Linked DNA regions of Homo sapiens: region 1 is linked to region 2. A link is an interaction called in ENCODE POLR2A ChIA-PET data of the cell type or tissue named here. Cell type or tissue: MCF 10A. All regions are shown on one strand. Each heading gives the region's core, and the rest is flanking DNA. Links, peaks and the distances in the headings are about the cores only.

Evidence for each region. ChIA-PET counts read pairs that join two places held together with the same protein. Peaks named below come from ENCODE experiments on the same cell type or tissue, not always from the same donor. Only the 100,000 strongest peaks of a DNase experiment are listed, where the experiment ranks them.
Region 1: POLR2A ChIA-PET joins it to region 2 with 6 read pairs; 2 of 35 experiments call an interaction of 5 or more read pairs at or near these places.

What each region holds. Positions count from the first base shown.
Region 1 is chr12:86,766,658-86,782,114 of GRCh38, reverse strand. It overlaps a transcript of MGAT4C not described here. Among named protein-coding and RNA genes, the nearest start is that of MIR3059, 29 kb to the right of the region's middle. In MCF 10A, for the core only: no CTCF peak of the experiment used is centred there; no DNase peak of the experiment used is centred there.
Region 2 is chr12:86,720,851-86,737,280 of GRCh38, reverse strand. It overlaps a transcript of MGAT4C not described here. Among named protein-coding and RNA genes, the nearest start is that of MIR3059, 16 kb to the left of the region's middle. In MCF 10A, for the core only: no CTCF peak of the experiment used is centred there; a DNase peak (open chromatin) is centred at 9,880.

The DNA of each region.
Region 1 (15,457 bases), core at 406-8,405, 49 kb before region 2:
AGGCTGAGGCAGGAGAATGGTGTGAACCCGGGAAGCGGAGCTTGCAGTAAGCCGAGATCACGCCACTGCACTCCAGCCTGGGCAACAGAACGAGACGCCATCTCAAAAAATAAATAAATAAATAAAAAGTCTATGAATAAACTTTAATAAAAGTGTGGAGTTTTTTTCAAAATTAAGTTAGGTAAAATAGAAAAAACAATTCTGTTTTTAATTTTTGTATAAAAACACTTTAAGAGTGCTAGACACTAAGCAAACAATTCTATACAAACCTACACAACTTTAGGTTAAGGCATCCACAACTATGGAAATTATCCAGCTTTAAAAATAATTTTTGAATAATTTGTGTCAAATTCTAGATTTGTTATCTATAGGAAGTAAGAAATTTATGATGGAAAATGCTGAATATTGAGATTATTGTCTAAAATGGTATCACTGAATGGAATTTCTATGAGGACAGGGATGTTGTCATTTTTTTTTTCTGGCCACCGTAAGTGTCTAGAAAAGTGCCTTGTCCAAAATAAGTATTATAAAAATGTTTCTCAGTGAATAAATTTTAATATCATTTACTCAAATTAGCTTCATTTCTTATAGCACTTCACAATTCACCTGAATCTTAACTATATTACCATAATGTAGTTAAAAAGAGATGTGGTTTTAAGAATCTACACAGTTTTTGGTAGAATCTTCTATACTATCATTTTCTTTTGTTCTAAGTCAAGAGTGCTGAGTTCTCTCAATACTTATATCTACAATTTATACGAGTCAGAATGGCTATTACGAAAGTCAAAAAAAAAAGTTGTTGATGAGGATGAGGAGAAAAAAGAATGATTACAGACTGTTAGTGGGAATGTAAATTATTATAACCTCTAGGGAAAAGAGTATGAAGAGTTCTCAAAGAACTAAAAATGGAACTACCATTTGATCCAGCAATCCCACTACTGGGAATCTAACCAGTGTAAAATCAATTATTATATATAAAAAAAATCTTGTGCTTGTATGTTTATTGCAGCACTATTATATGGCATAGAGCTAAGTGTCTATTAACAGATGATAAGAAAAAGGAAATGTGACATACATACACACACACACACACACACACACAATACTCAGCCATAAAAAGGAATGAAATCGTGTCTTTTGCGGCAACATGAATGGAATTGGAGGCCATTACCTTAAGTGTAATAATTCAGAAACAGAAAGTCAAATAGCGCATATTCTCACTTATCAGTGGAAACTAAACAATGTATGGATATGTATGTAGAGTGTGGAATAACAGACATTGGAGACTCAGAAGGGTAGGAGAGTGAGAGGGGAGTGAGGGATGAGAAATTATGTAATGGGTACAGTGTGCATTATTTGGGTGATGTTTACACTAAAAGCCCATGTATTAGTTCTTTCTCACACTGCTATAATGAACTATCTGAGACTGGGTAATTTATGGAGAAACACCTTTTAACTGATTCGTAGAACTGTAGGCTGTACACGAAGCATGGCTGAGAGGCTCAGGAAACTTAACAATCATGGCAGAAGGCAAAGGGAATCCATGCACATCTTACGATGGTGGAGCAGGAGAAAGAGAGCAAAGGGGAAGTGCTACTCACTTTTAAACAATCAGATATCATGAGAACTCACTCACTATCATGAGAACAGCAAGGGAGAAATCTGCCCCCATGATCCAATCACCTCCCACCCGCCCCTCCTCTAACACTGAAGATCACAATTCAACAGGAGATTTGCATGGGAACGCAAAGGCAAACCATCTCAGCCCAGACTTCACTGCTATGCAATATATAACAAACATGGGATTTATATTACTTATGTAATAAAACCACACTTGTACCGCTTAAATTTATACAAATAAAAAAATTTCTAATGTTGACCAAAGATCTAAGATTCATGGCTTTTGAGTTAGAGAATTTAAATTATATAATTAATGCAGCCTAAATTCAACTTCAAAGTTAAGGTTAAAGTCTTAAACAACAAAAATTTAAAAAAATGTGATTATAAACGTTCTTTCAAGTTTTGAGGTTGAATATAAGTCTATAATTAAAAAATAAATGGGGAATTGGCAATTATATTATTTCATTTTATAGGAAAGCTGTATTGCATTAATTTTGGCCAACCTTCAAAAGTAGATATTACTATTTATTACAAGTGTATCTTTTTATTTTTATAATATTATTATTTTTTATTTTTATTTTTGAGACAAAGTCTCACACTGTCACCCAGGCTGGAGTACAGTGGCGCAATCTCTGCTCACAGCAAGCTCCACCTCCTGGGTTCACGCCATTCTCCTGCCTCAGCCTCCTGAGTAGCTGGGACTACAGGCGCCCGCCACCACGCCCGGCTAATTTTTTGTATTTTTAGTAGAGATGAGGTTTCACCGCGTTAGCCAGGATGGTCTCCATCTCCTGACCTCGTGATCCGCCCGCCTTGGCCTCCCAAAGTGATGGGATTACAGGAGTAAGCCACCGCTCCCGGCCTTTTATTATTATTATTATTATTATTATTTTGAGACAAGTTCTTGCTCTGGTGCCCAGGCTGTAGTGCAGTGTCGCCATCATGGCTCACTGCAGCCTCAAACTTCTGGGCTCAGGCAACCCTCTCACCTCCACTTCCCCAGTATCTGGGACTACAGGCGTACACTACCATGCCTGGCTAATTTTTTTTTCAATTATTTTTTGTAGAGATGGGGTCTCGCTATGCTGCTCAGGCTGGTCTCAAACTCCTGGGCTCAAGTGATCCTCCCACGTTGGCCTCCCAAAATGCTTGGTTTACAGATGTAAGCCACTATGCCCTTCCTTGATGATTTCTATTGACAGATAATAAATAGTTTTCACAAAATTCTCGAGAAAAACCTGGGCCATACCTCAATTGTTTATAATTTTTTACTCTGCCTTTTAACAATTTATATTTTGTCTTTTATATGGGGTAATTAGAATGAGAATGATGTAAGGGAAGAGTCCTAAGTTTAGAATTGAACACATCTACATCTACATTGTAATTCCTGACAGCTAAGCTGCTTACCAGCTGTGCGTTTTCTGGCAATTTATATATCCTTTGTTTTCCCTTCAAGAAAAATAACAGTTGTTTTTTTTTTTTTAGTGAAATTGTATGTATAATATGTATATATTTATATTATATAATTTAAAATACCAGGCACAATAAAATGGCTCTCATTATATTCTTTTAGTAGAGGTTTTGTTTGTTTTGTTTTGTTTTGCAGTAGTTTTGTTTTGTTTTATATGGAACCGGTTATTTAAACATTTAAGTATTTGTCTTTGTATTATATTAAAAGTGATTTAGAATTTCTTGACAGGAAAACTAGAGTAACTAATGTAAGTCTCTGTAAGTAATAGAATTCACTGCATTCTATGCAGGGGAATTTGAAAAGTTTTGAAAACATAAAAATCAATGTTACATGTTGGTAGAAAAGCTACGTCCTAGAGATACTGTTCTTAATATTGGTATATGTGCAATTTCAAAACAGGGATGAGTCAAATCACATAAGGCTATGACTTTTTCCTTATGTGTCATTTGCAAGCTTAGCAGTGGTGAGGATGTTGGAGATAAATGTAAGAAACTAGGCCATCTTTGCTCATTTTGAATATAGTGGATGCCTCTTTCCTTATACGATTGTTAAATTAACCCTTTTCAGGTTGCCAGGTCTACTGTTTTAAATTATGTACAGATAGATTTTTGTAAGAAAGGAAAAAAATTCTCAAAGAAGTGTGTACTTGTGTGTCTTTTGTAGAATGCATCTAAACAAGTTGTCTAAAATTATACATCTTCTCTTTATTTACGCAGCTTATTCTCCCTTTTTTGTTATCTCAGTTTTCTTTCTCTCTCCCTGCTCCACACACTTGAATGAAGATTGAAAACTACAAATTCTTTTCAGTATTAGGACCTCTGAAGTTGATCCTGATGTTCTAAATACATTATCCTTATCTTTCGTCTTGCTTACGAGAGTATTATCCTCATTTTTATATGATAGAAAGCTGCTTTGAAAGGAAAAGGCCTTGATGCAGGCCAAGCAATTTGTAAGCTATGGAGGTGAGATATGAATCATAGTTCATCTATATCTCTAGGCTGTATTTATCTCCTTACTTCTAGAGAAAAAGGAATAAGGAAATAAATGTTAATTCAATGATTTTAAAATATATTTATTATCATTATAAAGACTGAGCAGTATTATTCAAAATTCAAAGTTTTGAGTTCTGTATAGGTAGTTTGCGTATATATAGGAGATGGACATCCCTGCACAGCTACTTTTTCCTAAGTTTATCAATGTTTCTTTTAAGATTTAAGGTAATCCTTCTATTCCAAATATGCAGAAAGCATTTGAACACATACTTCAAAGAATTTCTGGAGACAGCCAGGAGTAGCCAATCAACTTAAATCCTTGTATGTCCTCCTGGGCTGAAATGCATGTTTCCTTCACTATATATTTCAGTTCTCCTGTTCCTCTATCTCAGCTCTCTAGTTTTCCAAAACTAACACCCTTGAATAAGAGAAACTCTGTGCCAAAGACTACTTGGTACATTTCCAACCACAAGATTCAGAGGGTCTGGCTGCCTCTAATTTAGTATTGCCAACATACCCATCGGTGACTCAAGCCAAACAGAGACCACGCCAGGACACTTTTTAATTTGCCAAAGCAACTTGTGAAAGAGGTAAACCAGTCCAATTCTGATAAATTATCTGCAAACAAATTAGATATTCTTACAGCAAGGAAGTGTCAATACTGTAACCAAGCAGAGGTGACAGAATTCATAACATGTTTCAACAGAATATATCAGAAAAATTATTTTGTAACCATGGTAAATATATTAAATCATTCTTCCAGCATTTTGTTAAGCTTGTATTTGGATTTAATAGCCATTCCACAATGAATATATACTTCAAAACATCATGTTGTGAAATATAAATACCTAAAATTTTATCTGTTGATTTAAAAAATACATTAAAAAAATTTAAAAGAATGGGCTATATCACTAAATATAACACACTGTTGTGATTTGGCAATTTGCCATTGAATTTTTTATATTAGTCTTGCCAAATTAGATAAGTTAAGCCTCTAAATTTATTTCACGAAGAAGTGGGTAAGTCCTAGATAGCTACTAGGTACAATTTTATTTGGCTATATTTTTAAATTAGTCAAATAGATGATTTTTAAATATACTTTTATGTTGCATTGATAATAGCCAGTCAAAAAAATTGAATCATTTAATAATTTATGTTTGTAGGTGCATTTTAGCAATCATCCTTTAAAAATTCTGATATTTATATGTCTCATTTGATTTGAATGTATTCAAAGTGTGAGAAGGAAGTAATCTAACGTGTACAAAACACTATACTAGATCGTTTCATACATTTTAGCCAATTATTACTCACAATAATTTTGCAAAACATTATGCATATTTTATAGATAGTAAAACTGAGGATTTTTAACATACAAGGTCATAAATCAGAAGGTAAGTATAATTCTATTTAGTACAGTAATTTGAATTCTCCACCAGCCCATACAAGACTTTGAGAAAGACATTGCTCTAAATGATCACTTAGAAAGTAGGGTATTCATCCTCTCAAAAGGCTGTTTAGTTATATTTGAGTAAGTTTTATTTCCCCTGTTAAGTTATAAAAAAGTTGAAGGGTAACATGATATCTTAAATTTATTCTTCATATCAACTTACAATTAACCTCATACATGGAAACATTTATACAAATTTAAGCCAAAAAGAAAAAAAAAACTGTTATAAGTGTTCTAATTCATCTTTAAGTTTTAGTAACATTAAATTAATATAATGTTTTATAAATACTCAAATGCAATATATTCAAAACTATTTTTTATCATTCCCATTTCTGCTCTCTGAAACAGACTCTTTTTCAAAGTGTCCTACCATGGCAAGTATTTCCATTATCAATGGTCCCTGAGCTAAAACACATTTAATCTTATATTGGCTTGTTTTAGCCAATTCCCACATCTACTCAATCATCAGGCTCTATAGATTTTATTCTATTATTAGTCCCAAATTCTCACTCTCACCACTTTAGTTCAGGTATTTATAAAATAAACAGAAACGTCATTGATTTTATATGCAAATTTCTGAAATTTTAAAAGTCATAAGTTATTCGTTCAGTCAAATTTTTATGTATTATTCTCGAATTGTTTTGCAAACAAATCTATTGTGCAATATAAAGGAAAAAAATAAAATCCTATGATTGATAATGACTCAAGTAATTACAAATATATTATATATATATATTTCAGGGTAAAAAAGAAGAAAATCAAAACTTTAAAAGTTTAGAAAAATAGAAATAAGTGAAGATTCAGAAATAGTAAATTATTTGGTCTAGCAAATGATAAGTTTGTGCATTTGAGCACCATTATCCTTTTTCTTTCAAAGGTTACTATCCATGTGGTAAATAAATAGCAGTGCTTCTGTGAGACCTTTTTTTTAACCCCCTTCAAAAATGTTAAGTTCCCCTTCCTCCTACCTGTAGCACTTTCACATACCATTTTGATAGCATTTATAAAAACTTTAGTTTATTTATTTGCTCATATGTCTGACATCTGCATGAGACCTTCACCTCCTGGCAAGCCAGGACAATGCCTTTGTGCATCTGTGTTTGTACTGGATACTCAGCAAGCATAATTTTTAAATAATTAAATAAGTATATATGTATTTATTTATAAATATTTTAATTATATATTAGATCATACATCATATATGCATTGCTTGTATAATACATAGCATTGTTATCTATGTTAAATATATATATATGAATTTAAAAATGGATGGATGTGCTTATGTTCATCCACATGGCTTTATCTTAAGTTTTAGAGTTTTATACTATGTTCAGTAGGATGGTAAATACTTTGTAAACATGTCCAAGTTAAAGACACAGAGAAGTGACTCACCAGTTTGCTAATTCACAGGAGACTGAGAGATTGTGTCTGTGCCTGTGTGCAAAGCATTTTAAACAATCAGTTGCAATGTCTATTTCATGGCTCTTTTTACTAAATAGAAAAATCCATTTACTAAAGGCCTGTTGCTTTTTATTATGCAATGTATATGTTTTTAAAAGACAAAGCTTTGGTATGTTTACAAAAGTTAGCCACTAAACAATTATTTCTGCTTAATAATACTTGACCTACGGATAATCTATTACATTGATTCTTTTCTCTCAGATAGTTCTCTTTTAAATTTGCAAGAATTGGTTGCCTTTGTGTGTTACTTTATCATGTAATGAAGTACTCATGAGACCTCATTATAGAACCAACTCTATTTTCAATCATTAAATTAGTGCTCTTATTAAGATGAAGTATGAAACTGCTTGAATTGCTGCTTTCTTCAAAATGCTTTTTAAAATATTTAAAATCCTTTTGAATGGTAAATTAAAATCTTTTATAGTAATAAAGAATCATATTAACAGGTTAAGGAAAGCTAATTGGAATTAAATTGATAAATGTGGTGAATTATTTTATATACAAACTGCACTGATGCAAACATGATTTCTTTTCTACAGGAGAAAAATATGAGAATAGAATAATTATAGTCATTTGAGAATGCAGTCAAGCCCAACAGTGAGACAGATAACTTTTCAAAGAAATATATCGAATATACCCGTATGAACTGATTTCCTTTCATCTATGTTTAGGTGCATGGCTAACAGAAAAGAAAGAAAGAAAGAGAGAGAGAGAGAGAGAGAGAGAGGAGAGAGAGAGAGAGACAGACAGAAAGAGAGAGAGAGAGAGGGGAGAGAGAGAGACAGAAAGAAAGAAAGAAAGAAAGAAAGAAAGAAAGAAAGAAAGAAAGAAAGAAAGAAAGAGCAAGCCTTAGAAGTTACTTTTTAAGGCTAGCTGGGTGTGGTGGCTCACACCTGTAATCCCAGCACTTTAGGAGGCCAGGTGGACAGATCACTCGAGGTCAGAAGTTCAAGACCAGCCTGGCCAACATAGTGAAATCCGATGTTTACTAAAAATACAAAAATTAGCAGAGCAGGATGGTGCACAGCTGTAGTCCCAGCTGCTTAGGAGGCTGAGATGAGAGGATTGCTTGAACCCAAAAGACAGAGGTCGCAGTAAGCCCAGGTCATGCCAGTGTATTCCAGCCTGGGTGACAAAGTGAGACTCCCACTCAAAAAAAAAAAAAAAAAAAAAAAAAAGAAGTTACTTTAAAAAAATGTGAACCTGTTAAACTGACATGTTTTAGTTAAATAAAATTAATGTAAAATAATCTATACTTAAGTATTTTACATAAACTTATACAATGTGGAAGCTTTACATAATATACATTATATGTAATTACAAAGAAGAGTTTAAAAAATCCTTTCCATGAAAGAGCTCAAAATTAAAAGTGTACAAATATATACACACACATGCACACACACATACATATATCACTTGTCTTATAAATAGTTAAGAGATATGAATATAAATTATTAGATTTATTATACAGTAGAATTATATGCCTTGTGGTAGCTATAAATATCAAATTTTCTATTTCCTTCCTACTCAGCAGTAGGAAAATAGTAAGATAGGAAAATATTAATTCCTCAGTAGGAAAATATTAAGAAGTTTTTGGTTTGTTTGTTTGTGTTGGTTGCCTTCTATATTAGTTTGCTAGGGTTGCCATAACAAAGTATCCCAGACCAGTGGCTTTAAAAGTATAAATTTATTTTCTCACATTTTTGAGGGTTGTAAGTTCAAGATCAAGGTGTCAACAGGGTAGGTTCTTTCTGAGGGCCAAAAGGGGAGGCTTTTTCCCTGGCTTACAGGTGGCTATCTTCTCCCTGTGTTTTCATATCCTCTTCCCTCTGTAGATGTTGGTATGTCTACATTTACTCTTCTAATAAGGACACCAGTCATAGTGGACTAGGTCCTACTTTAATGAGCTCATTTTAAGACATCAGTCATGTTGGATTAAGACCTACCCCAAGTAACTCATTTTAACTTAATTATATCTGTAAAGTGACCATCAAATATAGTCACATTCTGTGGTACTAGGGATTAAGCCTGCAATATATGAATTGGAAGGGGGAAATAATTCAGCCCAGCCCACAGCATGTCATGCTCTGCCCCCCACAAATGTATGCCTTTCTCACATGCAAAATACATTCACCCCATCCCAGCAGCCCCTAGTCTTAACTCATTCCAGAATCAACTCTAAGTCACAAATCTCATTTAAATGCCATTTGATCCACGTGTGGGTGAGACTCCAGGTATGATTCATCCTGAGGCAAAATTACTCTCCAGCTGTGAACTTGTGAAACCAGACAAGTTGTCTTCTTTGAAAATACAATGGTGGGATAGGAATTGGATATACGTTTCAATTTCAAAAGGAAGAAAACAGAAATAAAGAGGTTATGCATTCCAAGCAAGTCCAAAAGCTAGTAGGGAAAATTCTATCAGATTTTAAATCTTAAAAATTATCCTCTTTGACTGCTCTGGAGCCAAATCTTAAGTCCTCTGGACCATCATGGTAGCAGTCCTATTCTTTGGGCCCCCTCAGGGTGGCAGCCTCATCTCCTCAGCCTTAGGTGGCAATGGCCTGTTCCTTTGAAACTTTAGAGGAGGCCTTGCCATTTAGAACCAAGGAGGAGACAAACCTACTCGCGGGCCTGTTGTAGTGGCAGAAATGCCAACTTCTGCACTGCCTGCAAGGTCATTCAATCTTTTTATTAAGGGATAATGCACATTCACAGCCAATTAATCTGCTTTTCCCTCCTGTAGAATTTTGTTCCATCCGTTTATTTTGTTTCATCTTTATTTTCTTCAGTACAAGCTGGGTGTGTTTCAGCATGTATCGAATTCTCAAAAAACTTTTCTGGCCTACCATGCAATTCACAGACGTCCAAGCCATCAAACATGAGGACAGTCCAGGAGGATCCTTCACAGATCTTTCCTGGATAACCACATCTTCAATCCCAGCTTCTGGTGAGATGGTTGAATAGACCCATGAGCCATACATACAATCTCTTTAGCAAATGGTCATTCAGCCACAACCTTGATGTTTCCTCCAGAACAGGTTTTCTGATTTTTTGCAGTATGGATATGCTGAGGATTTTCCATATCTTCAGATACTGCTTCCTTTTTGTTTAGCAATTCTTTCTTCCACTTATCTCTCTCCTTTAGTATTTTGCCATAAGCAACAAGGAGAAGGAATACTATCAATACTTTTTATAAAAAATACAAATCTTATCAGCTAAATATCCAAATTTATAAAAGTTCTATTTTCCACAAAACACTAGAACACAATTTGGCTAAACTTTGCATTACTGTATAACAAAGGTCGTTTTTCCTCCAGTTTCAGTAATGTTTCTCTTTTCCCTCTAATACCTTACCAAAGCATCTTTAACATTCTACCAATATTCATACACACACACATACACACACACACACACACACACACACACACACACACATATATATTTATGTACTTTTTTTTACATAAACAAGTTGGTCTCAAACTCCTGGCTTCAAGTAATCCTCCCACCTTGGCCTCCCAAAGTCTGGGATTACAGGCATCAACCACCATGCCCATCCTTACTTACATTCTGTACACAATGACATATATATTTTTTAAGAGGATAGAGACTTTTTCTACAGCTATCTTTTTTTTTCTGAGTCCTTACCAGAGATTCCTTCAATGACCATATTTCTACCATCAATCTTTCCAAGGAAATCTAGACTCTTTGTAACATACATTTTACAACTCTTCCAGCCTCTACATAAAACCCAATTCCAAAGCCACTTTCATATTTTTCAATGTGTGTTATAGTAGCACCCCACTTCTCAGTACCAAAATCTGTATTAGTTTGGCTAGGGTTGCTTTGACAAAGTGCCTCAGAATGAGTGGCTTAAACATCAGAAATTTGTGTACAATTCTGTAGGCTAGGAGTCTGAGATCATGGTGGTGACAGGGATGGTTTATTCAGAGGCCCATGAGGAAAGGATATGTTCCAGGCCTCTTTCCTTAGCTTGAATATGGCTGTCTTATCTCCATGTCTTCATATCATCTCTCTATAGATCTGTACCTGAATTACCTCTTCTTATAAGGACACCAGTCATATTGAATTAGGACTCACCCTAATGACCTCATTTTAACTTAATGATCTCTGTAAAGACCCTATCTCCAAATACAATTACATTCTGAGGTATTGACAGTTATGAACTCAACATATGAGTTTGGGGAAGGAGACACAATTCAACCCACACCACCTTCCTTCAAGCTCATGTCATATTTATAATAATATATCTTATAACTAAAGATTTCTAGAAAAACAACTTAAAATTTATACACTTAATTCCAAAATTATTATTTTTTCCCTTTTTCTAATTTGACACCTAAATTTCAAATAGGGAAGATTAAGATTATTAACTATATTCAAGAATAAAACTTTGGTCCTCATATTGAAAGAATTCATACATAAGTTGATGCTTATGGTGTTTAACATATATTCCTGAATCATCTGAAATTCATTACCATTTTCTATGATTACTACATTATCTATGCAAAAACACAGCCAACAATTATTTTTAAATTGTCTTTTAACTTCCTTCTGCAATTCTACTTCTATGGATCATGTATAATATTTAATATGTTTTGAGAGGCCTAAAATATATATAAAGCAGAAATCATGGGAAACCATTATATAATGTTTCTTGAAACATTTGATTATTTAACAAAATGCAAACAACAGAATGGTATTGATTAGATAATATTTAGTAGTCACTACTCTCTAGTATTGTACTAACACTGGGAAATAAAAAGATTAATATAAATAATACATATATTTTCAAACAGTTTAAAGTCTGCATTCATATAAATTTGGTAGACCAGGTATATAAATACAGTCACTGCTCCATATCTACACTATTGTTGCCACCATAAATGGATATTTATATTAAAACTGCTTTTTCCACCTAATTGTTCATAGAATACTAACGTTCTATGAAAAAAAATAGTCTCTGTTTCTGAATATAGGCTAAATCATCCTCATCAGATCATAAGAATTAACATCATATACTAATCTATTGATTATAAAATTTTTAATGGAATAAAGCTAATAATGTCATTCTTTTTTTATTTTATTATTATTATACTTTCAGTTTTAGGGTACATGTGCACAATATGCAGGTTAGTTACATATGTATACGTGTGCCATGCTGGTGTGCTGCACCCATTAACTTGTCATTTAGCATTAGGTATATCTCCTAATGCTATCCCTCCCCCACTCCACACCACAACAGTCCCCAGAGTGTGATGTTCCCCTTCCTGTGTCCATGTGTTCTCACTGTTCAGTTCTCACCTATGAGTGAGAACATGCGGTGTTTGGTTTTTTGTCCTTGCGATAGTTTACTGAGAATGATGATTTCCAATTTCATCCATGTCCCTACAAAGGACATGAACTCATCATTTTTTATGGCTGCATAGTATTCCATGGTGTATATGTGCCACATTTTCTTAATCCAGTCTATCATTGTTGGATATTTGGGTTGGTTCCAAGTCTTTGCTATTGTGAATAGTGCTGCAATAAACATACGTGTGCATATGTCTTTATAGCAGCATGATTTATAATCCTTTGGGTATATACCCAATAACGGGATGGCTGGGTCAAATGGTATTTCTAGTTCTAGATCCCTGAGGAATCGCCACACTGACTTCCACAATGGTTGAACTAGTTTACAATCCCACCAACAGTGTAAAAGTGTTCCTATGTCTCCACATCCTCTCCAGCACCTGTTTCCAGACTTTTTAATGATTGCCATTCTAACTGGTGTGAGATGGTATCTCATTGTGGTTTTGATTTGCATTTCTCTGATGGCCAGTGATGGTGAGCATTTTTTCATGTGTCTTTTGGCTGCATAAATGTCTTCTTTTGAGAAGTGTCTGTTCATGTCCTTGGCCAATTTTTTATGGGGTTTTTTGTTTTTCTCTTGTAAATTTGTTTGAGTTCTTTGTAGATTCTGGATATTAGCCCTTTGTCAGATAGGTAGGTTGCAGAAATGTTCTCCCATTTTGTAGGTTGCCTGTTCACTCTGATGGTAGTTTCTTTTGCTGTGCAGAAGCTCTTTCGTTTAATTAGATCCCATTTGTCAATTTTGTCTTTTGTTGCCATTGCTTTTGGTGTTTTAGACATGAAGTCCTTGCCCATGCCTATGTCCTGCATGGTAATGCCTAGGTTTTCTTCTAGGGTTTTTATGGTTTTAGGTCTAATGTTTAAGTCTTTAATCCATCTTGAATTAATTTTTGTATAAGGTGTAAGGAAGGGATCCAGTTTCAGCTTTCTACATATGGCTAGCCAGTTTTCCCAGCACCATTGATTAAATAGGGAATCCTTTCCCCATTGCTCGTTTTTCTCAGGTTTGTCAAAGATCAGATAGTTGTAGATATGCGGCGTTATTTCTGAGGGCTCTATTCTGTTCCATTGATCTATATCTCTGTTTTGGTACCAGTACCATGCTGTTTTGGTTACTGTAGCCTTGTAGTATAGTTTGAAGTCAGGTAGCGTGATGCCTCCAGCTTTGTTCTTTTGGCTTAGGATTGACTTGGCGATGCAGGCTCTTTTTTGGTTCCATATGAACTTTAAAGTAGTTTTTTCCAATTCTGTGAAGAAAGTCATTGGTAGCTTGATGGGGATGGCATTGAATCTGTAAATTACCTTGGGTAGTATGGCCATTTTCACGATATTGATTCTTCCTACCCATGAGCATGGAATGTTCTTCCATTTGTTTGTATCCTCTTTTATTTCATTGAGCAGTGGTTTGTTGTTCTCCTTGAAGAGGTCCTTCACATCCCTCGTAAGTTGGATTCCTAAGTATTTTATTCTCTGTGAAGCAATTGTGAATGGGAATTCACTCATGATTTAGCTCTCTGTTTGTCTGCTATTGGTGTATAAGAATTCTTGTGATTTTTGTACATTGATTTTGTATCCTGAGACTTTGCTGAAGTTGCTTATCAGCTTAAGGAGATTTTGGGCTGAGACAATGGGGTTTTCTAGATATACAATCATGTCATCTGCAAACAGGGATAATTTGACTTCCTCTTTTCCTAATTGAATACTCTTTATTTCCTTCTCCTGCCTAATTGCCCTAGCCAGAACTTCCAACACTATGTTGAATAGGAGTGGTGAGAGAGGGCATCCCTGTCTTGTGCCAGTTTTCAAAGGGAATGCTTCCAGTTTTTGCCCATTCAATATGATATTGGCTGTGGGTTTGTCATAGATAGCTCTTATTATTTTGAGATACGTCCCATCAATACTTAATTTACTGAGAGTTTTTAGCATGAAGGGTTGTTGAATTTTGTCAAAGGCCTTTTCTGCATCTATTGAGATAATCATGTGGTTTTTGTCTTTGGTTCTGTTTATATGCTGGATTACATTTATTGATTTTCATATATTGAACCAGCCTTGCATCCCAGGGATGAAGCCCACTTGATCATGGTAGATAAGCTTTTTGATGTGCTGCTGGATTCGGTTTGCCAGTATTTTATAGAGGATTTTTGCATCAGTGTTCATCAAGGATATTGGTCTCAAATTCTCTTTTTTGGTTGTGTCTCTGCCCAGCTTTGGTATCAGGATGATGCTGGCCTCATAAAATGAGTTAGGGAGGATTCCCTCTTTTTCTATTGATTGGAATAGTTTCAGAAGGAATGGTGCCAGTTCCTCCTTGTACCTCTCTGGTAGAATTCAGCTGTGAATCCATCTGGTCCTGGACTCTTTTTGGTTGGTAAGCTATTGATTATTGCCACAATTTCAGAGCCTGTTTTGGTCTATTCAGAGATTCAACTTCTTCCTGGTTTAGTCTTGGGAGGGTTTATGTGTCGAGGAATTTATCCATTTCTTCTAGATTTTCTAGTTTATTTGTGTAGAGGTGTTTGTAGTATTCTCTGATGGTAGTTTGTATTTCTGTGGGATCAGTGGTGATAACCCCTTTATCATTTTTTATTGTGTCTATTTGATTCTTCTTTTTTTCTTTATTAATCTTGCTAGCAGTCCATCAATTTTGTTGATCTTTTCAAAAAACCAGCTTCTGGATTCATTAATTTTTTGAAGGGTTTTTTGTGTCTTTATTTCCTTCACTTCTGCTCTGATTTTAGTTATTTCTTGCCTTCTGCTACCTTTTGAATGTGTTTGCTCTTGCTTTTCTAGTTCTTTTAATTGTGATGTTAGGGTGTCAATTTTCTATCTTTCCTGCTTTCTCTTGTGGGCATTTAGTGCTATAAATTTCCCTCTACACACTGCTTTGAATGTGTCCCAGGGATTCTGGTATGTTGTGTCTTTGTTCTCGTTGGTTTCAAAGAACATCTTTATTTCTGCCTTCATTTTGTTATGTACCCAGTAGTCATTCAGGAGCAGGTTGTTCAGTTTCCATGTAGTTGAGCGGTTTTGAGTGAGTTTCTTAATCTTGAGTTCTAGTTTGATTGCACTGTGGTCTGAGAGATAGTTTGTT
Region 2 (16,430 bases), core at 4,995-12,994:
GTACTGAAAATTGACCATTGGACTTAGCACTGTAGAAACTAATTTTAACAACAAAATGAGCAGTTATGCTGGAGCTGTGGGGATAAAAATTTGATGATAGTTGACCCAAAAGAAAATAGGTAGAAAAATATTTAAGGAATCAAGCGAAGCAGCCATTTCAATGAGTTTTACTTTATTGATAGAAGAGAAATGAGATAATAGCTGGAAGAGAAAGTGGGCCAAGATAATTTGTCTTTATAAAATTGGCAGGTTTTTTTTTTTTTTTTATAGAATTGCAAGTTAGCTTGATGTTGATGGATATGATCCAGTTGATGGGAAAATTTGATGGTTCAAGAGAGAGATGGGAAAATTACTAGAGCAATGCCCACGAGAAGGAAAGGGATAAGGTTATGTACACAATAGAAGGACTGTATTTACTTAGGGTCCAGTCCATGCTAATAAAATAAATTAGAATATTCAAGTATAAATGTGGGAAAATGGATGTGAAGAGACAGTTTTTGTAATTTGTCTTTTAAATGATTTTCTTTCTTCTGTGAAGTAGAAAAAGTGGTCACAGCAGACAGTGGATAATTTTGAGGCAAGAGGACATAGTACAGAAGACTTCTATATAGGTACAGTAAAAAAGTGAATGAATTAGGATGATACAATGTGAGTTAGTGCTCATGATCTTAAAGGAGAGTCAGTCCTGGGTGTTTGGTTTTCCCTCCAGGCTCGTTCACTGGTGGAGGTGCAGATGAATAGTATGTGGAGAACTGTTTTCAATCATTGTTGGGGTGATTTAGTTAATATACTATACAAATAAGATAGGAAACAATGTTGCATTTAAGGAAGTGATTTTATAGTGATTAGCAATAAAATTTAAGCCGGATAATAAGGGAAGTATGAATGTTGGGTGAGGAAGGAGACATAAAGAAAAGTGGTAAGGTTTCAGTGGCTTCAAAAGATTCTTGGAGCTGGGTTCTAAGAGGGATTGAGCTGAAAAAATAGAAAATTATAAGACATATTTGAAATTGAGGTGTTAGGATAATAGTAATTGTTAGTAAGCCAACAGTGTGGCTTACTGTAAAGTCATGGATACAATCACAGAAGTTAGTTTTGGAGTTAAAATGGGGACCAAGATGATTGAGAAGAAGAATGGAGAAGCTAGGTCTTCAACTGTGAATTAATTACCACAGAAGTAGTTTTGGAGAGAATTACAATGAGTAAAGAACTAAGATTATCAAAGAACAAAGGAAGGGGACTTTTGATGACAGCAACAGAGAGAGGCTTTTTATAGAAAAGGTAAAGACAGTTGTATGAATATCTCTTCAGGGTGGTTAATACAAAAATACACTTACCCACTTTGGGTAAAAACATATAAAGTATGCAGAAGAAAGGTTATCATTGGAAAATAGCCAGGTTTAAGTTAGAGCAAGTCAGTGTGACAGACATTCAAGGAAGAGATTAAGGATATAGTCGATTTTGCTAATAACTGAACTTAAGAGAAAAACATGTAGGTGGTGGGAGGATGAACAGTCAGTTTCAGAAGAGATGTTGGAGTAGGATGAGATTTCAAAGATTATATGATCTAATCTTTTGTATCTGAAGATACAAAATAACTTCTTCACAGTATAACTAATATTTAGTCTTTATTTGAGTATTTCCTGTGACTGCCTTCTTAGAAGGCAGCCCATTCAAAGAAATGACACATTTTTCCATGTTCACAAATACTTCCATTGACCCCAAAATGAAATAGAAATCTATCCATCACAGATTCTTCACGATTATGATTCTCCCTTGCTTCCTTGTGCTGCTTCCAGGCAATTATTTCTGCTAAGCTTTAACCATCAGATTTGAACTGCCTGGCTTCCGTGTCTACCTCCCCCTTTCCTTTCTGATGTGGAGTGTTTACAAATTTTCCAGTTACTTCTTTCAAATCATTGATGATTTCATCAACTGAAATCATCACCTTAACAGCTACCATCATCACAAATGATTTCTACAAGGAGGGGCCCAACTCACTGACCCTCTCTCGGGATTAGTCATCTCCCTAATACTTTCACACTCTTCACACCCAGCTTCTCTTCATTTTTGCATAATACTTACTATTACTGTGTTTAAAATATTCTTGACTCCCTTGTTCTAATCTCGCACTCATTAGGCGAGATGGAAACTCTGGACAAAATCCCTGAATAGCAAAGCATCCTAAGTAGATTGGATTCTCTACAGTTTATGTAGAGAACCAAACTCAAGTGGGCTTTCCACAAAACACACAAAAAATCATGTTTCTTCAGCAAGTTTACTCGGCCAAGTTCCGCAATTAAATAACATCTTATACACACTATTTAAATGTTTTCCTACTCCTTTCCTCCCTCTCTTAATCTCAGTATATTATTTCACTTCTTACCAGAACAAATACAGCAGATGGTAACTACATAATCTTTTTGCTACCATATGTAAGAACTGACCTGCTGCCTCTCTGTCCCATCAGTTCAGGCTACTGTATAATAGAATACTACATATTTGGTGACTTCAACAACAATCATTTATTTCTCACAATTCCAGTGGCTGGAACATCCAAGATCAAGGCTCTGACAGATCTGGTTTGCGGTGAGGGCACTCCTCCTGATTTGTAGACGGTGGTCTTCTTTTGTATCCTCATGTGCTACAGGGCAGAGAGAGAAGAAGCAAGCTCTCTTGGGTCTCTTTCTATGGGGGTTATTAATCTTATTCTAGTGGGCACCACCTGAAGACATAATCACTTATCAAAGGCTCTACCTCCTACTGCCATTACATTGGGGCTGAGGATTTGTATATATGAATTTTGAGAGGAGGGCACAAATATTCAGCTCATACTATGCCCCTTTCCATTAGAATGAAGGACACGCTGCTCCGATTCAAGTTCAGCCCCTGCACATGCATTCCCCTCTACTCCCACTGTTTTTAGCTGTTTTTGTTCCTGAGTCTTCAACATCTTAATTTCTGTCACAGTCTCCTTCTGATCAAACATGACCTCATATCCCTAATCTTAAATAAAACATGGCATGCTTTGTCTCGACCTAATATCTCTTGTTAGCAATTATTTTTAATTTGTCTTTTTATTTCAATCTCCCTTCATAACTAGCTTTTAACAACAGTTTTTATTTTCTCTTTTATAAAGGCAACTTAAACTTTCTCAACTTTCATTTAATTTTGCCACACTAGAGTTCTGATTCTATGTCACCAATTAATAACTTGTTGCCAGATCCTACATATTCCCATCCTACCTTAGCTGTCGGCAGTATTTTACAGAATTGACCACGACATTTTTCTTGAGAGACTAGCCTCTTGATCTCCACATGTAGTGGATACATATTTTGTAAAATTCAAGTGAACACAATATGTAATTCGCTTTATTTTAATTTCATTATTTTTTTCATAAACAGAATTGTCTTCTAATTACATTCCCATTTTGCTTAGAGGCAGAAAAACTTAACTGAATCAATTCCAAGTAAGTTCAGAGGTTTTAAAGGATTCTCAGGCATTTTGGGTTTTAATTCAGTTAAATCAAAATTGTCTCCCCCCCTTCTTCCTTGCTTTTTGGATTGGTTTAACTTCTGGAAAGTTCATACAGTACAATTATATTAGATGGTGAGGCATCTGGGAATCAGCCTTCCATTGTCCTATACTGACATCTATTGTGATGTACAATCATGTCTCACATACCCACCACATTGGCATCTGTTGAGGTTTCTGTATTTCCACCTGGTTTCTTGACATACATTTTACACTACTCTTTGTTATAATGTCTTCTTATCACAATCACAGACCCTTTCAACATCTGCTTGCTTTCTCTCAGCCAAACTTTGTGTTTGTTTGTTTGTTTGTTTGTTTGTTTTGCTCTTCTTGTTACTCGGGGATCATAGGATACTTGCTATGGCTGCCTTGTGCCTTCCCCTTCTTAAGCAACAAAAATACATCTTAACCCTTTTCATTGGGTTATTAGGGAATTCTAAAAGCATAATTCTTTACACTGTTCCAGAAATAATTAAGGGAAAATGTGGTATTTTTAGAATTCCAAACTGTTCTGTGGGTTCTGTCAAAATCTCATGTACTTCTCAATGATAGCAGAAAATACAATGAAAAGAGTCTTCTTAGATCCCATCAGTTTTTAAGTATTTCTCTCTAATGCATTTTTCAACCTTTCTTTATACTGGATAGAGTAATTATCCTTTAGTTATAATGAGAGGGAAGACTGATTTAATTTTTCATTCTTCCAAATCTTCGTCTATTATGTCAGTAATATAGCTTTTATTAAAATGAAAAAGAGTTCACATCTCTGCTCTGTACTTTCACTTAATTACAGCTGGCTGGGCTGGGGGAAAAGGACCACATGTTAAAAATGAAGCAATTTGATGACTGTTACTGGGAGAAACACCTTTCTGCAGTATGGCTGAATGGTTAATCTGCTCATCCTTTTTTTTTTTTTTTTTTGCTGGAGAAAACAAACAAAACATAAATGCTGAATATGTTAAAACAGGGGTCTCCAAACCCTGGGCCACAGATCAATACTGGTCCATGGCCTGTTAGGAACCAGGCCACACAACAGGACCTGAGTGGCCAGAGAGCAAGAGAAGCTTATCTGTATTTACAGCTGCTCCCCATCAATGCATTACCACCTGAGCTCCACCTCCTGTCAGATCTGTCTTGGCATTAGAGTCTCACAGGAGTCCGAACTCTAGTGAACTGCACATGCAAGGGATATAGGTTGCACACGCCTTATGAGAATCTAATGCCTGATGATCTGTCACTGTCTTCCATCACCCCCAGATGGGACTATCTATTTGCAGGAAAAAAAGCTCAGGGCTCCCACTGATTCTACATTATGGTGAGTTACATAATTATTTCATTATGTATTACAATGTAATAATAATAGAAATAAAGTGTGCAATAAATGTAATGCACTTGAAACATCCTGAAACCGTATGCCCCCACCCCGGTCTGTGAAAAAATTGTTTTCCACGAAACCAGTCCCTAGTGCCAAAAAGATTGGTACTGTTGTATTAAAACATTCAAATGCATTGATGAACTAAATAGAAAGTAAAGAGTATCCAAGGCATAAGTAAATGAAAGGATAAAATGAAAGTGACAAGCAGAATGCTGATACTGGTTTCCACCTTGAAAGCCATTGCACATTCTAGTAAACTTGAGTTTTTGTTTTCATATATTTTCAAAGCACAAGGTATAGAGAGAAAATGTCCAGTGGTGGCTGAAAATAGAAAATCGAAAGCATAATCCCTGCATAAACCTAGGCCCAGCAAATGGCCTAGCCCCTCCTTTAAGCATAAAACAGGAATAAATGTCCACTCATTCAGGGTTTTATAAGGAGCTATACCTATCTTGACTTCTAGTGCTGAATGAAGGGGGAAAAAAGTAATGCTTCTAGCTAAAAAACAGCCTTTATGTTGGATTGCAGCCTGAATTTCCTCAAATTGTGTGATGCGAAAACCTTAATGCAATACTACAGTTTAAAGTGCATCTAGGTTGGTATAGCCCCCAATCCGTAGCAGAAACAATTGCATTTTTTTTCCCAGAAGAACTTGTCTTCAGTCACTACAAGCAATTATCACAAATAAAAATTTAGAAATATAAATTTATACTAAAGAAAAATCACAAAACACCTAAGGAAACAAAGTGCCACAAGCTGGAGCCTCCTAATATGGGAACAGAATAACATAACTAAAAAACAAATATACTTCATAGGTTACAACAATAAACGAAGGTACTGAAAAAAAATAAGAAAAGGGCAAAAGAATTTTAAAGAGACTAAGATGATTCAACAAAAGACTCAAGAGAATGGCTTGATTTTGAAAAATTACTATTTTAGGTCAGTGTCCCTGGAAATAGACTCTTAAATATGGATTAACATACAAGAAATTTATTTGGGTATTATTCTTAGAGAAAACCACTGTGAAAGAAGTAAGAGAAGCTGGATTGGGCAGAAGGCAAGGGAGATGCAATTGCAATAGAATCTTCAGTTGATAATATCATAAGCTCTGAAGTTAATCACTCCTAGAACTACTACTAAAAACCAGATATATTTTTAGTGTCTCTATTATACAGAACAGCTACCACCCCACAGACTGAATATAATAGTTACAAGTGAAAAATTAGATAAGAGGCTTAAAATTTCTTTAAGAACTCTCAAAGTTCTATACAAATGGGTTATTTTGACATCTACACAGGAATCAAAAGAACAGCCACTGGAATCAGATAATCTTACTTCACTTCTGCCTTTGACACTCACTAACTAGTTGACCAAAAGCAAATTACTGTCTCTCTGTGACCAGTTTTTTCATTTCTAGAGTGGCATTAATGATAGCTGCTTCATAGAAGTGCTGTGGAGGATTAAATAAAGTGAACACATCTGAAGAATAAGCACAACATCTATTATATAACAATAGTTGTTAATAGCGGTTATAATAAAAATATTTTTTAAAAGGAAGAGGAGGATCATAATCCTTAATTTAGATTCTGCGTTAAATTGTCTTATATTTACTTAGATATCCTCTTTAACCCACGTCATGTGCAGAACCTAATTTCTACTCCAAAAACACAGCAGTATTTTACTGGAAATTTACCTTTAATGAAATATTCTGCAATAGCAGGAGATCCTTGACTCTTTTTCTGGCTCTTTGTATGAATTTATGGTAGAAAAAAAATTGCTCATCTGATCTTTTTATGTCAATATATCACATATTTGCACAGAGACACTATTTCTGGGTATTTTAGAATACGTTCAAGCTGATTCCTTTTATCCTACAAGTACGCTGACAAAACAACAGCTTATAGCATTGAGATTTGTATTGGCAGAAGCATTTCCTGTTAATCAAATACTCTGTAGCATGTTTGTACATGTTTTTTCTTCTGTGCCTTGAAAAAGATGATATGACTTTATTCCTGTGTTTACTTTTTATTTCCTACCCTTAAAACAAATTGAGGTGCAGTTTCTTAATTTAATAAATTCCCTTTTCTCTGGCCCTTTCAAAACAACAAAATTACTGCTAATTTTAATCTATCAAGTAGCAGTTGACATAAATATTATATGGAATTCAATCTACAAGTTGATTTCTTTACAGTGATAAACAAATATTTTGTTTTATTTATGTTCGACCAGATTTATTTGGTTCTTCTTTAATGAAAATCTGGGGCTATTTGGCTCCTACGATAAGCTGTCAAGATGAAAAATCTATGCTGTAATGTCAATTTGCAATGCTTGTGGTTCAAAGGGTATTCACAGCACATGATTTATTTTTCCATCACCTAAGATTTAAAAAAGAAACTATGCCATGATTAATATCAAAAAAATGAGAAGTGATTTATTTTTACAAATTTGTCTTGAACAGTATAAAGCATGTTATTTCTGATGGTGCCTATTAGGAACAAGAGCAATTGAAGTCTGTATAAACATTTTAAATCTCCCATTAAAAAGTCAACAACTTAGAAAAAACTGGAACAGATACTCTACTCCCATCTAGGGGAATGATTTCTTAGATATTAGATGAAGTGTTGTACAACATTTTTTCAGGGCTTTTGTTATGAGAATAAGTGTCCATTCTTCAAATGCATATCATCCTTTTAATACATGATTGTTTCCACAGTTTTTTTTGTTTTTATATTTAATATATATGCATATAAATTTGACAAAAATAAGTTAGTTGAAATAAAAATTAAACAATATTTAAATAGCTCCTAAGTTTCAAATGCCCTCTCAATTTTGGAAAATAACTTATAGCAGTTCTTAGCATCAACCTAGGAAAATCTTTAGAATTAATCTCCCAGTAATCTCACACTATTCTATTCAGAATCAAATCTTTTACACCTGCCTTCAGTGAAGGAAGTGTTTGGCTTTATTAGTTATAAAAGTTTATTTCCTTTTTTTAAAAATTTTTATTTTTTTAAATTTTTGTGGATACATAGTAGGTGTATATATTTGTGGGTTACGTGAGATATTTTGATACAGGCAGGCAATGCATAATAATCACACCAGGGTAACTGGGGTATCCATCACCTCAAGCATTTATCCTTTGTGTTACAAACAATTCAATGATACTCTTCTACTTATTTTAAATGTACAATTAAATGATTTTTGACTATACTTACCCTGTGGTGCTAGCAAATATAATAGCATCTATCATTGAAATTTGCACAGAACATCAATTCTCCTTACCATCTTTTATGTGTCTTCTTGCAAAATCACTTTAGTCTTGTTATGTTTTAACTATAAAACCTTATTTAATAATCAAGAGTTATAGTTAAGTGCAGAATTATTCTATTACTAGAAAGCTACATGTGAATTAATCCTTCTTATTCTTTTATTACAAGTATATGATCATTAAATAAGTAGGTGTATTTGAATTGATATCGAAAGGCATCTAAGATATAATGCTAAGACAAAAAGTAAGTGAGAAAACAGTGTATTTTCATAATTATGTAGTGGTATCTATACATATATTTGTACACTAGACAATAATGTTAAAACACATTGGTATGTACGGAGAAAAAAGTGTGGCCTAATATGCAGCAAACTCAACAGTAGTGAGCGGGAGTATAATAAATATTCATTTCTTTTGAGACGGAGTCTCACTCTGTCACCCAGGCTGGAGGGCAGTGACGAGATCTCAGCTCACTGTAACCTCTGCCTCCCGGGTTCAAGCGATTCTCCTGCCTCGGTTTCCCGAGCAGCTGGGACTACAGGTGCTCGCCACTATGCCAGGCTAATTTTTGTATTTTCAGTAGAGACGAGGTTTCACCATCTTGGCCAGGCTGGTCTCAAACCGCTGACCTCCGGTAATTCACCAGCCTCAGACTCCTAAAGTGCTGGGATTACAGGCGTGAGCCACTGCAACCAGCCAAACATTCATTTTTTACATCTTTGTATCTTACATATCTTTGTGTTTTTCTTTAATAGCCAACATTTCTATAATAAGACAGGGGAAGAAGACAGGCATGTAGACTCAAATATTAATAATGAATAACTCCACAAGGTAGAATTAAAATGACCTTAATTTTCTTACTTCTTGACTACATTTTAAAATCTATGTTCATAACAAGAGTTATTAATTTATGTAATACAAGGTAGAATCATTTTAGTGGACTGATATTAAAAAACTTTTCTCATTTATTGCGTAAACACATCTCACTCCTCATAGACTTTTTCTATGGAAATATGATTTTATAAATATAGTTAACTTTTATCTGAATAAAACTTATTTATCAATAAAGAACATTAATTGCATGAGCATTGTTAAATCACCAAAGTAAATCTAGTACATCACAACTAAGTTATTACTTGGCCTTCTCAAGAGCTTCTTCAGTTAAATTGCATGAGGATTGAGAATTAAGTGAGTTTTTTGTTTGTTTCTTTTTTTTGTTCTGGTGGTCATATCACTACTTTTGTGTAAAGTTACAAGTAATGGCTGTGAATAACAACATAGATCTTTTCATATATAATATTATAGAAATACATTATGAACAATGATTTCCATGTATATAAAATAATGAAAATAATAAAAAGTTTTAAAAAGTATTCTGTAAGCCCTTGTTTTAGATCACTTCTCCCTTTGTTTCAATAACATGCTTTAATAATCACTCTTTCTTAAGAACTATGTGAACATTTAGATTTTACTGTTTTAAAATTTTTGTATCATTAAGTATGCATGCTTTATTTCCTAACTTTTTTACTATTAATATCTTTTTTTTTAACTTCTGGCTTTCCTTTGCCTCTTCGATCCTCTCTAGCAATATTTAAGATCTCTGATAGCTAATGGTAAATCTGAGAACATTTCCTGGATTCAAGCCAATCATAACATCTTTAAATAATGTTTATATATTGCAAGCTTGCCAGCTACTTACCAGGGCATAACAAAAGATAAATATACACTCCTCTACTACCACCACTAAAAGAAGCCAAGTCATCTGACTGCCAGTGACCTAATTTTTACATAGCTGTTTATAATTCTCATCATCATGTTATAGCAATATGATTTATTAATCCTTCTGGCATTTTTCTCCTTGACAGCTTCTCAGCTGCTGTTACATTCTACTTGGATGGGTAAGTACTATATACTATTTTAAAAGTGCACATCAAGTTTTATATGTTGAGACTTTATTTGCTTTAAACACTTAGTGTCAACTAGGGTGGAATAATTTGGATTTAACAGTATAAATGATAACAATTATTGTTAAGGGTTCAACATAGATGAGAATGAAGAAAACATACATTTGAAGATGTGATTACAATAGAGCCTTTCAATATGTTTAACTTAGGGTGGGTTAAAATATAATTCACGTCTTAGTTTTTAAAGGCCATAGGATTTTACTTCAAATGGAAAATATACTTTTAAGTCCTCTGCAGACTCTTAGGTATGTTCAAATACTTGTGTACAGAAGAAATATTTTTGCTATAATATCTAAAAATTTACACCTTTGTGGACAACATCTCTACGTTTTCAAATTAATTTTAGATTGTCAATAATTAGCTATAATCACCAATACAGGTGGTACTTATTTATCTTTATATGTAACTACCACACTTTTTTTAATAACAATAAAATTCGACTTGATGTTGCATGCATATTAAACAAAAACAATAAGAACAGGACAAAAATATTAGAAAGGAATATGCACATATTAACAAACATCCAATTAATAATTCACTACAGTTGTACTCTAACCAAGGTTGTGTTACTAGAACGTATGGCAAAAATAGGAGAAACATTTAGATTGTATAGTTCCCTTTGTCCAGTAAAAAAATCAACCATTTTTGCTTAATGTGAATAGACACATTTCTTCATGCCAGTGAATAAGAAGGAGTTTAGGCATATAAAATATATTAGGTAATATCGTATTGTCAACCACAGATTTACACAGCAGTGTTATTCAAATGGACAATTTACATTTTTGGATCTCTATCAGACCTGTCACCTGCATATTGACGTTCCATCTCTATAAATTTATGCCTTAAGTTAGAGAAACATTTTTGTAGGAAATAAAGATAATGTGTATTCATGTGACTTCCTGATGACCTGATTTAATAAACTTTTTCTTAAATGTTAGGAGGAAGACATAGCTATATTTATGACATTATCTTGCTCAAATTTCCAATGTTTTAAACTGTCTTTTGTCAAATGATAGATGATGTTTCTGTTGTAATTATCTGAATTTTTGAGATGAGCATTTGAAGGAGCTCCAGTTTCAATTGGAAACGATCCATAGTCTTTAGACACTGGACATTCTTTTGTGAAGGATTTGAAGTGTGATTGTATATTTTCTCTAATATTCATAAGTATTCTATCATATTTATTCTAGAGGTAAAGCAGTTAATTCCTAAAAGTCTAGGAAAAATGCAACCATAATGCAACTTTCCACATTTGGAAAGGTTGTTTGAAAAGCCAGAATTCTTCAGCATCTTACTATAAAGTCGTAATTTGTGTCTACTGTATTTTAATCACAAATGTGACAACAGCATGGTTGTATACAAAATAAAAAGGGGGCGCTGGGCCGGGCGCGGTGGCTCACGCCTGTAATCCTAGCCCTTTGAGAGTCCAAGGCGGGCAGATTTCCTGAGCTCAGGAGTTTTAGACCAGCCTGGACAACACGGTGAAATCCCATCTCTACTGAAATACAAAAGAAATTAGCCGGGCGAGGCAGCGTGCGCCTGTAATCCCAGCTACTCGGGAGGCTGAGGCAGGAGAATTGCTTGAACTCAGGAGGCGGAGGTTGCAGTGAGCCGAGATCGCCCACTATACTCCCTGCCTGGGTGACAGAGAAGGTCTCGGTCTCTACCAAAAAAACAAAACAAAACAAAAATGTCAGGGGGCGCTGATGTTTTAGCCTCCGTGTTTATCCCATTTTTGTGGAGTCTTTAATGTTGTCTGGTCTGACTCAAAATCATTGTCACTTTCACCCAAGTTGTTTAAGGCTAAGGATGTGATATTCTTCACTGAGATTCAGAGAACTGGTACGTAACTAACAGAGAACAAATTAAGTAACAATTTTCACACAGCTCCCTGGTCATTAAAAAATAGGGAAAAGGAGGAAAATCTGGTGTACTCTAGCTTCTAAGGAAGTCAGTTCCTCAGTTTAAGTACTTTCTTTTACAGCATATAATAAAGCAAATAAAATGCTAGGCAATTCCATAATATTCAGATGTTTTGACTTTCAAAACACTAGTTGTTAAGCTATTAATCACTGTGAGAGATCCTATTAAATTCAGGTGATGCTGATTATTTTAAATGGACAGATAAAGTTTTATGTATTGTGTAAAACATGATGTTTCAAAGAACTTATACATTGTGAAATGGTTGAATCTAGCTAGTTAAAAAAATGCATTACCTCATATAGTTATCATTTTTGTGGTAAGAACACTTAACATCCGCTTTCAGCACAGAAGTACAGAGTAGAATGGTGGTTACTAGAGGCTGGCCTGCTTTGGGTGCAGTAATGTTGGGAAAATGTTAGTCAAAGGATGAAAAGTTAGAGTTGGATAGGAAGAATAAGTTCAAGAGATAATGTTGATTTTTAAGCTTTCAGTAAATTAACAAATAACTTATGTTGACATTATAACATGACATTTCACCAAAATCAAAGGCTGTCTTTCAAACATAGCACATCTTATTTTCATTTTGAATGTCACATGAATGAACCAATATGTCACTCCAGCTACTGCATCTATTATGTAGAAGCTCAGGTAGTTATTAATAGTTATTATTAGTGAAAAAATATCATAATCAACCTACACATAATGCTGCTGTTTAAATACCCCATATAATATGGTAGGCCAGAGGAGGTAGGGGTCCCAAAAGATGGCTCTGCAAGTAATAACAACAAATTTAAAGCATTGGATGACCCAGTTTTTGAAACACTTGTTATTGAGCAAAAATCAGTTTCAGAAAATTATTAGAGATGCCTATAATTTTATCAAAGACCAATTGCATCATTAAAGCATTACAATTTGGGGAGACACAACAGTGCTGAGGAGATCATTAAATAGGTGTATGCATCCTGAAGTCAAGAATTTAAAAGAATCATTGGGTGTTGGAGTGCTCATTTGCCATAAACTATTTTGAACCATAATTAATAATGAATTTTAAATCATAAAGGCAACATTTCATACTTAAAAGATATATACATTATATATATGGTAAAATCTATGAAAATGTTTTTTTATACAGGTTTGAAGTTTTTCAGTATGTTATAAAAGTTAAATTTATAATGCATGGGTATTGTATCGAACAAATACATGTTCAAATTAAGGAAAAACTTTGCTTTCCTATTTTAATTGTTATCTAAACAAGACTTACACATACACAATTTGTGAACACACAATTTCAGAAATCTTTTCAGAGAGAAACAGTTTAATTACATGCTTTTTGCCTATTTACCAATGAAATTTAAGGCAGTTGTTACATTTTATTTGTATTACAATCTCCAGAGAACTGAAAAATGTTACAATAGCACTTTAACATTTTAATTGAAATACTTTAAAAATTAAACTGTTAGAAAAAATGATAAGGAAAAGGAGACTGTCCTTCAGGGATTGACTTGTGTCCCCCCCAAACTCATGTATTTGTTCCCCAATGCCATAGAATGTGACCTTATTTGGAAATAGTGCCTTTACAGAGGTATTCATGTTAAAATGAGGTCACTAGAGTGAGCCCTTGTTCAATATAATAGGTACTTATTAAAAGGGGAAATTCAGATATGCAGACTTACTCAGAGGGAAAACAATGTGAAGAAACACAGCAAGAAGATGGCCAGCGACAGACAAAGAGCCCCCGAGGCTGCCAAAACCAGGAGACAGGCCTGAAACAGATCCTTTCCTGGAACCTTCAAAGGGCCATCTTGATTTCAAACTTCTGGCCTCCAGAATTGTGAGACAATAAATTTCTGATGTTCTTAGCCAATCAGTTTGTGGCACTATGTTTTGGCAGCCCTAGAAAACTAACACATTATCTTAACAAATGTTTCTTGTCTAAGATAGACATTTTATTTCCATAACATCCACAGTGGCTTAGGGAATTTATGTAGGAAGTCATACACTGTAATTATTTATTTATAAATTTCTGAGGAACAACGATGAAACTAGCAACATTAGTTGTTTGATATTCTTAAAATTCAGAGTAGTAAGAGACAATGTTGTTAGTCAATTGATATAAACAATACTGAATAAATGTTGTGTGATGTGGCTATCATGTATAAAATAGTTGTACAGATTTGAACATGAATTCAATGCCAGTATTGCACATATGTCTCTGTATTCTTCTCAAGAAACACAAATAATTAATAGGACGACACCTGGGTTTAACACCAGCATATGGTGGACCTATATTTTCCATATGCATACCATATGCTCCCTACTAAAATGTATCAGACAATTTTATGTATACCAACTAGTAAGGACCCAGTTTCCATCCCTTTATAACCTCCAAAGCCAGAATGAGGAATAGACATTTGACCTAGAGTTAATTTTTGAGGTGTGTGAATAAACCAAATTAGGTAACTGCTTTTGTTTTTATTTGCTACTCTGAGGGAACAGAGTAAAGCAATGCTGAGATATGAATAGAGATGTAGAATCTTTTAGTAACAACAGCCAATATATTCTGTTTTAACAAAAGCTCTGTTATTATTTTATGGTTGACTGTTGATAAATCCCTTAAAAACTATTGACTTGGTAGGATATGATACTTTGGGACCTCCAGGTCAGTCTTTGAGGTGGTCTTGATAGTGTGCTATGTGTTCACAAAATGTATTAAGATATGGGAAAATAAAGCATTTCAATATATATATTTTATAATGTGTGTGTGTGTTTACTTTTTCAGCAAGTTAGTTCATTACCAAGAAAAGGCCCCACAATAGAATTATAAATCTTCAATCTTTTGTTGGCATCTACAGGATGGGCCTCAACTTCAGATGTTTAACTGCTGTAAGGACACTGGCTCAGTTTTACTCTGTCCTTTAGGATCTTTGGGAAAAGATGCATGCTCAGAGTCTTCTCTGGCCTGTAGCAATGCTACAGTTCCCTCTTTCGGTTTGCTCCATGCTTGCTTCCTGTCATGCACAGTTAACAGTGCCCTCCCTCCTGCTGTCATCCTCATTTCTCTAGTTCTTGAGCTCACTGCTGGGAGAACAGAACCATTACTAAAATATGACTGAAAAGTGCTGAAGTGCTCACCCAGCCATAACATTCTTCTATTTACTGTCCTTGTTATTTATGTTGATATTTGCTTAATCTAGGATGTAAGAGCTTGACATATGGGGTGATTTAGCAACACCAGGGAAATAAATATTATCCACAGTTCTATCATTGAATGACATGAGATTAATAATATCTGGGCTAACCATTCTACCTGCATCAAATGTCGCAATCACAGATTTGAATATTTTCCTTTAAAACATACAGTATTAGATTTCATTGAAGCATGGCGTGCTACATAAATAGACTTAAACAATCAGGGACCCAGCTTGGACCCTCTGGCAAACTGCGTGTGTTTTTTTGTTCAATCTTACGTTATATAAAGCCTTATGGTCACTTTAAGGCAAAAACAGTCCCAATTCTGCAAAATTTGAATAAACCACCCCATAGAATAATCAAATTCTGAACCTGATTTGAAGTGTTTTCCTCCTCCTCACTAAGGGACTTTGTAATGTAAGGCAGATAAATGATAGTTCAGTCTTCCCTAGCTCCCCAATCCATGCTAAACTTGCTAGCCAAAGATTCTTCTGAATCTACGGTCAAGGTAGGGGAAAGAAGAGAGGAAAGTGGATAAGAACATTTTAAAGGTGAATCCAAGCCTTCTGAGCCAGATGAATTGCGCTAGTCTACTTTTTTTTTTCTTATGGTGCATTTCTATGGCTGTCTCAAATTTCTCAGATTCCCTCTCTCTTGGTGTGCGCAGGGCCTCTCTTAATTATGTTTCTTCTAATTAATCCTCAAATGTTGACGTAATGCACCCAAGCCTTGACTAAAATCTTCAGGTCCTGCAAGGTCATTCTTTTTGACAAGATTCTTTTTTAAATGATTACAGGCCAGTGTGCTTCCTGCTAGATCCACACATGGTGCATCACATTCTTGCACGTTTGACACATCACTGGGGCAAAACTGATTATTTCACACTTGCCACCTTCTCTGTTTCCCCTTTAGTTTTTCAAGCATGAGTCAATAACCATTCTACATTGGCCCCATACCTATCAGCAAACACATATGAGATTCTTGATTGGTCAAAGTTTCTCTCACCAACTTGGGATTAATTTTACCCTCCATTTTTTCATGTGAGTATGTAAGTGGGAGTATGAGGAAGGGCAGAGTATACAACTTATTGCTCAGCTCTCTCCAAAGACATCTTCCTTAAATATTATGGTTTATTATTTCCCAACTCTCAACCACCATGTATCTTTGATGTGAGTGAGAG